3 separate regions of the Homo sapiens genome follow, and all the other regions are linked to region 1. A link is a contact called in ENCODE Hi-C or POLR2A ChIA-PET data. All regions are on one chromosome and are shown on one strand. The core of a region is the stretch at or near the end of the contact, and the rest is flanking DNA. Distances in the headings are between cores, read along the strand shown.

The links. A loop is a pair of places that touch in the nucleus more often than their neighbours do. ChIA-PET counts read pairs that join two places held with the same protein, here RNA polymerase II (POLR2A). Pooled maps may share reads with other maps.
Region 2: a loop to region 1 is called in a map of MCF 10A, with 14 times the contacts of the local background. The contact joins two enhancer-like sites. A Hi-C loop is called at or near these places in 3 of 168 maps with a recorded cell type or tissue (Caco-2, HCT116 and MCF 10A), 1 of 37 single-sample maps with no recorded cell type and 11 of 50 pooled maps. POLR2A ChIA-PET finds 5 or more read pairs at or near these places in 4 of 52 experiments (H1, HEK293T, T-cell and 1 more).
Region 3: a map of Caco-2 shows a loop between it and region 1 (12-fold over the local background). The contact joins two enhancer-like sites. A Hi-C loop is called at or near these places in 1 of 168 maps with a recorded cell type or tissue (Caco-2) and 4 of 50 pooled maps. POLR2A ChIA-PET finds 5 or more read pairs at or near these places in 3 of 52 experiments (AG04449, endothelial cell of umbilical vein and naive thymus-derived CD8-positive, alpha-beta T cell).

The regions. Positions count from the first base shown.
Region 1 is chr20:39,048,206-39,051,450 of GRCh38, forward strand. No RefSeq gene overlaps it. Among named protein-coding and RNA genes, the nearest start is that of DHX35, 87 kb to the left of the region's middle. Within about 2 kb of position 1,611, at least 16 of the 41 ENCODE cell types and tissues checked have a DNase peak (open chromatin) inside an H3K27ac peak, as active enhancers do.
Region 2 is chr20:38,890,473-38,893,685 of GRCh38, forward strand. All of the region lies in intron 3 of PPP1R16B (protein phosphatase 1 regulatory subunit 16B), which reads left to right. Among named protein-coding and RNA genes, the nearest start is that of FAM83D, 34 kb to the right of the region's middle. RefSeq lists a silencer at 2,130-2,330 and an enhancer at 2,694-3,213. Within about 2 kb of position 1,664, at least 3 of the 41 ENCODE cell types and tissues checked have a DNase peak (open chromatin) inside an H3K27ac peak, as active enhancers do.
Region 3 is chr20:38,857,852-38,861,135 of GRCh38, forward strand. All of the region lies in intron 2 of PPP1R16B (protein phosphatase 1 regulatory subunit 16B), which reads left to right. Among named protein-coding and RNA genes, the nearest start is that of PPP1R16B, 54 kb to the left of the region's middle. RefSeq lists enhancers at 1,215-1,509, 1,598-1,737, 2,614-2,863. Within about 2 kb of position 1,405, at least 6 of the 41 ENCODE cell types and tissues checked have a DNase peak (open chromatin) inside an H3K27ac peak, as active enhancers do.

The DNA of each region.
Region 1 (3,245 bases), core at 361-2,860:
GATGCAGCAGAGCAGCGCTATGCTGCCCTCTGCTGGCCACATGGAGGCAGTGAGTCCCCACACTGCTGTCCACTCCTGGCAATGGGCTCAGGGGAAGTGGACTGTGTTTCTGGTCCCTTGCTTCTGACAACCTGATAGAGCAGATATGGAAGGGCAGAGGCACTATAAGAACTCTTCTCCCAGTTCCTTGATTCCCCCCCATTATTCCTTGTGTGTCCCCCACTTCCCCTCCCTTCCCTGTGTCTGGATTTAAGAAATGACAGTTGAGGCAAATCATGTTGCTTTTTCGGCCATCTCCTGCAGTGTCCCCTTTCCATGGCCTCATCCTGTCATGGCCCTGAGCTGTTGCAACTGGTTCAGGGAGGTCTCTCTTGGCCATCTTTCATCCAGTGGGGATGGAGAGACCAGTGCCATTTCTGGAGGGAGCACCTGAGTTTGGAGGTGAAACATAGGTGATACCTTATCCAGGTGACACCTTCCCTAGGCCACAAAACCATAGTTTCTAGATGGAGCTGGGCATGGTGGCTCATGCCTATAATCCTAGCACTTTGGAAGGCTGAGGCTAGAGGATGGCTTGAGGCCAGGAGTTTGAGACCAGCCTGGGCAACATAGGCCCTGTCTATACAAAAAAATAACAATTTAAAAAATTAGCCGAGTGTGGTATGTGTGCCTCCAGCCCTAGCTACTCATGAGGTTGAGGCGGAAAAGTCACTTGAGCCCAGGAGTTTGAGGCTGCAGTGAGCTGTGATCAGTTGTACCACTGCATGTCAGCCTGGTCAACACAGCGAGACCTTGTCTAAAAAAAAAAAAAATAAAAATAGATGGACTGGTGCCGTGCCTTTTTTTTTCCCCCCACAGATTCTTTGACATGCCTCCCATGCAGAGGTGGGGTCTATGTCCCTCTCATGAATCTGGCCAAGTTGGTAGTGGTTTTGACCCAGGGTTGTGTGAAGTGATGTGGTGTGACTTCTGAGGCTGGGTCACGAAAGGCCATGCAGCTCCTGCCTGGCTTGCTGGGACACTGCCACCCGAGCAAGCCAGCTACCTGATAACCAGGATGCTGGAGAGGCTACTCATGGGCTGTGGTTCATGATGCCATCTGAGAAGTGGGTCCTCTGGCCCAGCTCTTCCAGGGCCCAGCCTTCTGGGTCACTGTCAGCTGAGGCCCAGACATGCAGGAGTACAGACAAGCTGTCCCTCCTGTGCCCTGTCCCAATTCCTGACCTGGCTTCTGGAGCTTGGTTTGGAGATGGAGCCCACCTTGACAATGCTGTTTCCCTGGGAGAATGGGCCCCCTCTTGGCTGGCTTGCAGGAGCTCTGGGAGTCTCCTTCCCCTGTGACTCCTAGGGGCTTGGTGGCTCTGAGCTGGGCAGCTCCACATTCTCTCAATTTCATTCTGTCTGATCCATGTTAGTTTTATTTACTTTTTATGTATTTTTTATTTTTCTGACATAGAATCTCGATCTGTTGCCCAGGCTGGAGTGCAGTGGGGATCATGGCTCACTGTAACCTTCAACTCCTGGGCCCAAGGGATCGTCCAGCCTCTGCCTCCCAGAATCCATGTTCGTTTTAATATGAAAGCAACGTTTTATGCGACAACCAGGAGCTCTGAAGGGTTTTCACGTGGATGAGCCACACGCCGGGATTTGGAATTGCGGGAAGTGCCCAGCGAGTAGGGTAGGAGGAATGTTGGGGGTGGGACTGGACTAGAAGGGAGGCTGGGACGTCGTCGAGAACGAGATTGCAGGGACGCTGCGGTGGGAGAAGTCGAATTCCCACCCTGTTCGTCCTCCGCAAAGAGTGACTGAGGCTCAAAAAGCCACAGCCTTGCCCAAAACGGATGCAGCGGGCGCAGGCACGGTCCACACCCCGAAGCTTGCCGATGCCCTCGGCGGCAGCCCGTCCTGCAGAGCCGCGTTCCCTGCGCCCAAAGCAAGGTCGGACCCCCACCGGGATTCCCGGAACCGGGTGTCCCGCGCGTCCCCAGCGCAGGCAGAGACGGCGAGACTTCCGGGTCGGCGTTGCACACGGCGGCCGGCAGGCGGCGCTGGAGCCCCGCGTTTGGGCAGCCAGGACGCCCTTGCGCTGCTTCGGGTCCTGCGAGCGCCCAGGGAGGGGGTGAGTGCGGGGAGGGGTCAGACCCGTGTCTTGCCCGGTGCGAGCTCACCGCCTGCCCACCGGGCACGTCCACAGCAGCTCAGTCCCGGTCTGAGCGCATCGGAGTGAAAACAGCCCCCGCACCTCTCGTGACGGTGTCCCCTTCTCTGTCCACGTTGCAAGAAGCTATACTGTACTCACCAAGTCTTTAAATCTTGACCACTTCACCAAGGAAGGTATGAACCTCTCCATTTTACAGGCCCAGTTCAAAAAGCAACGACAAAAATCAACACCAGCAAACCTTTATGGAGTTCTAATTATTGACCTGGCCTGCCAGGGTCCTTCAGAGTGGAGTTGGGGTGGGTGCGGGAGAGGGGTCAAAAGCCAGCCCTCAGGAGGGGGCCACCCGCGCAGCCCTCTCTCCACCATCAGGGCTCTTGCAGACCCAAGGGCCTGCCAGGAGAAGCAGATGGGCCATGGTAAATCTGAGGGGCCATTGGGATGCCCAGACTGTCCCAGGTCACCCCATTTCTGCATTTTTGTTCATTTTGTTCAGGTGGCCCTGAATGTTGTGCCCTCCTCTTGGGAACTGTAAGTAATACAATCTTCCTTTCAGGCAGTTGACTCTGTGTCTGTCATCTTCCCATACCTGATTACAACAAAATCATCCCATGTACATTTTTAAACAACTGTCTAAGATTGTCGCAGGGCTCAAATGACTTAACTTTAAGTGCTTACAATGATGCCTGACACATGGTAAGGCTAATCGAGGAGTAGCTATTGTTACATCTCTTTCTCCAGCCTCTTCCTTCTTTGCACCAACTGCCTCCCTCTGAGCAATTTTGAGGGAGGTTTATCTCGAGGTGCAGCCAATCCCAGCTGCTAGGGCCAAGATCAGCCACGTGCTCCTTTCCCTTGGCCATGGCTTTGGACACTCCAAGCTGGCAGTGAGTGCCAGGTGAGGGGGCTGCTAGGAGCCGGCAGGGGGGATCTCACCTTTGTGCCACTTATGTCCCTAATCAGGGGCAACCTCCCCAAATCTGCACCCCCAAATCCCCTCCCCAGCTTGACTGGAGAAATCACTCTAACTCCCAATGATAGCAACTCCAAATCATAGCAATAATAATTTACTGAGTGCTTACAGTGA
Region 2 (3,213 bases), core at 414-2,913, 160 kb before region 1:
GCACTTGGTGCTTTCACCCATTAGCTGCTGTCCACAGCAAGAGCCTGGGAGCTGTGCTGTGATAGACATACCCTTTGTCTTCTGAAGGCCCTCTTCCTTCGTAATTAGTCATTTTAGCCATTGATGTCATCACTTGATGTTGACTTCTCCCCTACTCAGACGCTGAGCTGCCTGAGGGCACAGCACATACCTCTTGCTTATGAGTGTGTCCTAGCATCTTTCCCCATGCTGGCATACAGTAGGTGCTCAATATGTGCATGTTGAATTAATGCATGAACACACCAAAGCCTCCCTGTGCCCGAGTTTCTAAGCAGATGGACTTGAGTGAGAGGCCAGGCAACCAGAACCCTGGGCTGGTGAGGGCCTCTCCACCTCGGTACAAGGGCAGGGGTGGGATGCACAGAGAATGGCCACGCCCTGCCCGTAAGCCCCAGGGGCAGGTCCCTGTGTGTCCTCTTGGCTTCTCTCTCACAGGGCCTCAGGCATCTCTCAGGCAGCTGCCTCAGTACCCCCACTCCATCTGCCATTGGAAACTCCCAGACTCCCAGCTCCATGAACCCTAGAGGGCCTGGGACTCCACTAGGGAGCAGAGAGCGGGTGGCTGCTATAGCTTGCCCTGAAATGGAGACCCAAATGCCAATTCCCAAGGCTGGGCTGCACCCACCAGCCATGGGCATGAGGATCAAATGTGTGGGCTACCTCCTACTGCGTGCCAGAAAGGTGAGGATGTCAGGACTGACAGTCAGGCTTGTGGCCCGGAGCTGTCACCCACTAGCTATGTGACTGTGGGGAAGTTACTTAAGCTCTCTGTGCCTCAGTTTCCTCATCTCTAAAAGAGGAATAACAAGTACCCATCTCATTGGGTGGTTGTGAGGATTAAATGAACACATGTAAAACTTTAAGCAGCACTCGATACTGGATAAATATTATTATTATTTATTAAAAGTTATTAAAATGTATCATGTGACCACTTCCCTGCAAATTACTTCAGTTATATATTTCATTTTTATCCTTACAACAAACTTCAGAAATATTATCATCCCCAGGCCAGGCGTGGTGGCTCACGCCTGTAATCCCGGCTCTTTGGGAGGCCAAGGCAGGTGGATCACCTGAAGTCAGGAGTTCAAGACCAGCCTGGCCAACATGGCAAAACCCTGTCTTTACTAAAAATACAAAAATTAGCTGGAATTTGGTGGTGAGTGTCTCTAATCCCAGCTACTAGGGAGGCTGAGGTAGGGAGATTTGCTTGAACCCGGGAGACAGAGGTTGTAGTGAGCTGAGATCATGCCACTACCCTCCAGCCTGGGTGACAGAGTGAGACTCTGTCTCAAAAAAAAAAAAAAGAAATATTATCATCCCTGTTTTATGGCTCAGGAAACTGAGGCAGCCTATTCAATAGAACTTTCTACAATGATGGAAATGTTCTGTGTTTCTGCAGTGCACAGTACAATAGCCACCAGCCACACGCGGATCCACAGCACTCGAAATGTGGCTGATGTGACTGAGGAAATGGATTTTGAAGTTTATTTAATTTTACTGGATTTAAAGAAACAGTGGCTGTCTTATTATACCGTGCAACTTGGGGAGGTGAAATCTCTTTGTCCAAGGTCAAGCAGTGATTGAGTGTTTAAGTCAGGATTTGAAACAAGGCAGTCTTAACTGCTCTGTGGGCACCACAGCTGCAATTCTCTGAGCCCCAGGTCCCCTGTTGAGTTGCCATCCCTGCTTGCAATGAACTCTCAAGTGGCACCCTTTTTTTAGCTTGGGGTTCCCGCCACCTCACATAGTGCCTCAACTTCTTCCTTGTTGGTCACATTGCTTTCTCAGGACCAGTTTCTCCTGTGGGTTCCTGGGCCCCTGGGGATGCGTGGTCAGGGAGGCGGGAACTCGCCAGGCTCCGAGTTTAGCTGCATGAAGCTCCTGGCTGACCAGCTGAAACCCGCACCTCACCCCAACCACCACACGTGCCTTGGGCCCCATGTTGGGGCCTTTCAGGGAGACATCCACCCTCATTAGCCTGTGAGCTTCCATTTATTTTTTCAACAAATACCTATTGTGTACCCACTCCATGCCAGCTGTCTTCTGGGAACAGGGCCCCAGAAGTAAGTTAGGCAGAGTCCCTGCTCTCAGAGTTCAGAGTGTGCTGTGGCCACAGGCACATAAATAATAATAGAGGTAATGCAGTGTGGTCAGCCCTTGCACGGAGATAGGCAGGGGCTCAGTGGCAGCTTAAAACTGGGAACCGATGACTCGACTCAAAGGGGAACTGAGAAAGACTTCTAAGAGGAAGGGATATCTGAGCTGGGTCTTGAAGGATGAGTAGGAGCTTGCTAGCTAGAAAAGAATAAGGCAGAACATTCAAAGCCGAGGGAATAGCATGTGCAAAGCCTTGAGAAAGGGGCTCAGCATTTCAAGTTTGGAGTCTGGAGGGTTCCATGTGGCACAGTTAGAGAGCAGGGAGCCTCAGGGAGAGGTGCAGGTGGTGAGACTGAGAGGGTTGAGAACAGGGCCTTTGGAGTCAGACTGCTTGGATTTCAATTCATCTTACTCCATGTGACCTTGTACCACCAGGCTTCCTTGAGCCAGTTTCCCCATCTATAAAAGGGGCCATTTCCCCGTCTGTAAAAAGAGCAATCCTCATAGGCTTGTTTTGAAGATTAAATGAGGCAATGCATGGCCAAAGCTTAGCAAGCTGCTTGACTCTTGTAAGTCCTCAGAAAGCATTAGACATTGTTATTGACAATGTGATGTGACATGCTATTACTGTTGCTGCCGGGGCTGTTGCTATTGTTATCACTGCTATTGTCACTGTAGCTCCAGTGCAACAAAGGAGATGGGGGCACATTAAGAAGAGCTTCCCATGCCTGGCAAAGGAGTGTGGATTTTCTTCTCTTGGCAACAGGGAGCCCTCAGAGGTTTGTAAACGGAGAGCAACATGATTAGATTAATGAAGAAGCTCTCTCTGGTCGAGGGTGTTAGGAAGGGGAATGACGGGGAGGTAGGGAAAGATGATGAAACTTCATCCAGGGCAGAGGGTGGGGACAGCGATTTAGGAGATGTGCAATTCATACCTGGTGATAGATTGAAGCTGGGAAGGGAGGAAGTGGGAGGAGGCGGGAGGAGGCGGGAGGAGGCGGCTGACTGCCAGGTGCCATTTCCCACCTCGGCCGCAGCAGAGGAGGAGGCCCGCCCACTCCACCAGCTACCACCCAC
Region 3 (3,284 bases), core at 155-2,654, 190 kb before region 1:
CGGTGGACATGGCTTGAGAACTTCAGTTGGGCACTAGGACACTATCTTATCTGAGGCGGCCAGAAAAAAAATTATAGACTGGGTGGCGTAAACGATAGAAACGTATTTCCTTACAGTTCTGGAAGCCAGAAATCCAAGATCAAGGTGCCAGAATGGCTGGTTTCTCGTGAGGGCTCTCTTCCTGGCTTTCCACCTCCTCACTGTTTCCTCACCTGGTGGTGGTTTGGGGGAAAGGAGACTCTCTGGTGTCTCTTTTAAGGACACTAATCCCATCATGGGGGCCCCATCATCATGACCTCATCTAAAACTATCTCCCAAAAGTCCCATCTCCAAATTCCATCGCACTGGGGATAGGGCTTCGATGTATGAATTTGCGGGGAACACAGTGTAGTCTATAGCAGGCACTTTCTGTGGCTGGGCAAGACAGCTGTCTTCTCTGATGTCCCTGGGGTTCTCTGTGGTGCTGGAGAAACTGATGGGGGAATTCTCTGGAATTTGTGTCCTGGGTGGACACAAAGGCCTCAAAAGCTCGAAGCCCATTCCCGTGGCCTGGCTGCATTGAAGGAAACTTTACTGCTGATTGGAAGAGCTATGGGGTCTTCAGACCCTGCCAGAACACAGGGCATATCATTTTGTAGGGGAGAGCCCTAGTCTTGGAAAACTTCCTGGTGGAAAGCAAAGGAAAGGAGGCAGAGGAAAGGACCAAACCTGATTTATTGGGTAAATATTAATAAATGAATGTACCTAGTGGCTGCCATGCTCTTCTGGCAATGAGATTGGAGGAAGGGGATATGATTCAGACCCATAAAACTCTGGAGAGGGCAGTGGGCTTGTTTACCAAATCCCTGATGCTACCCAGAGAGGTGCCCAGGAACTTGAAGCAAGTAGGGATGTAGAAGGAACCTGTATTATTAGGGAGGTGTCCTGGTTCTCTATTGTCACATAGAAAAGCTATTCTAAAATTTAGCTGCTTAAATTATCTCACATGGGTCAGGGGTTCAGATGGAGCCCAGAGGGGAAAATTTGTCTCTGCTCCACAACGTCCAGAGCCTGAGCTAGGATGACTGAAACAGTCATCCTGTAGTCCCAGGGCCTCCCCATGTAGCCTCTCTACGATGGTGGCCTTGGCAGAGTCAGACTTCTTGGATGATGTCTCAGAGCTCCAAGAGCAAATGTCCCAGGATCCAGGAAGCCGCCAGTTTCTTGAGACCTTGGAACAGCTACCAAGCCGACCCCGACTTCAGTGGAAGGGACCAAGACCCCACCTTCTGATGGCAGGAGTTTGATGGTCTCCACTGGGGCTGTCTTTAAACTGCCATGGGAGGCTACCTGCTGCGGCATTTTGAAGTTTATCTCTTGCTCATGTGACAGCCCAGCACGGGTATTCATGCTTACTTCAGCCTGTGGGTGGGGAACGGGGAGTGACTGCTAGTGCGGGTTCCTTTTTTTTTTGGCGGGGTGGGGGAGGGTGTGTGAAATGTTCTGAAATCGATTGTGGTGGTGGTTGCAACTCTGTGCAACCATCAAAGAGGGCAGCTCTCTTCAACACAATGACCCCATGCCTAGGCTTCTTCCATCCTATGGCTCTGCCCGCTAGATCAGAGCTGTCCAATAGAAAAAGAATTCAAGCCACATATGTAACTGTATTTATTTATTTAGAGCCAGGTTCTTGCTCTGTTGCCCAGACTGGGGTGCAGTGGCAAAATCATGGCTCATTGCAGCCTCAGACTCCTGGCCTCAAGCTGTCTTCCCACCTCAACCTCCCAAGTAGCTAGGACTACAGGCACATGCCACCACACCTGGCTGATTTTTAAATTTTTTGTAGAGACAGGGTCTTGATATGTTGCCCAGGCTGGTTTGAACTCCTGGCCTCAAGCAGTCCTACCACCTCAGCCTCCCAAGGTGTTGGGGTTATAGGCATGAGCCACTGTGCCTGGCTAGTAATTCTTAAATGCACTAGTAGCTACATTTTTAAAAGGTAAAAAAATAAACAGTTGAAATTAATTTTAATAATATATTTTATTTAATCCAATATATCCAAAATGTCATTTCAGCATGCAATCAATATAAAACTTATTAATGAGAGATTTTACATTCTGTTTTTTTCATATCTTTTACATTTATTTATTTATTTATTTGGAGATGGAGTTTCACCCTTGTCACCCAGGCTGGAGTGCAATGATGCAATCTAGGCTCACTGCAACCTCCACCTTCCGAGTTCAAGTGACTCTCCTGCCTCAGTCTCCCAAGTAGCTGTGATTACAGTGCCACCATGCCCAGCTAATTTTGTATTTTTAGTAGACATGGGGTTTCACCGTGTTGGTCAGGCTGGTCTCAAACTTCTGACCTCAGGTGATCCTCCCGCCTTGGCCTCCCATAGTGCTGGGATTAAAGGCATGCGCCACCATGCCCGGCTAATTTTGTATTTTTAGTAGAGACAGGGTTTCACCATGTTGGTCAGGCTGGTCTCAAACTTCTGACCTCAGGTGATCCTCCCGCCTCAGCCTCCCAAAGTGCTGGGATTACAGGTGTGAGCCACTGTGCCTGGCCTTTTTGTATGTTTTTGAAATCTGAAATTGATGCACCATATGTTGATTCAGATTAGCCATATTTCAAGTGTCATGGCCACACATGGCTCGTAGTCACCACATGGGGCGGTATAGCCCTGGATCCTCAGAGTTCCCTCATTCAGGTTGGAGGTGGAGATTGCAGGGGAGGGATCTGCAGGCCAGATCTGGAAGTGGCAAGTTCAGCCCGCATTCCACTGACCAGAACCCAGACTGTGGTCGCACCTTTGCAAGGGAGACTGGAACAGCATCTAGCTTTGTGCCCAGGAGGATAAGGAAGCAAGGTCTAGCGAACACTCAGCAGAGTCTCTCCCAGCAGCCAGCAATTTTCTGTGCATCTACTATGAGCTAGTCAGCCTGGTTGGCAGGCTGTATCTAGGTTTTGAGTAAGGTGGAAGAAATTTTGCTTTATATACTGGTTTCCCTTAGCTCATAGTTCATACTCCTTAAAGTGGCTTCCAGGGTCTTCCATGCTAACTTGCTTCCCAGTGCTCCCAGGGGCCCCCTGCAGGTCCCAATTTGCACACTGTTACTCATGCTCTTCCTCCCACTGGGAGTATCCGTGTTCTCCTCCAGTAGTGCCCATCTTCCCTGATTCTCCCCATTCCCTGGGTCCTCTTCAGTCTCTTATGCTCCCCTTTTATGCCCTTCACCATATACAGACATACAGGCAGCATGAGTGGAGAAACATGCAGTTCAGAAGCAGCTGGGCCTGGA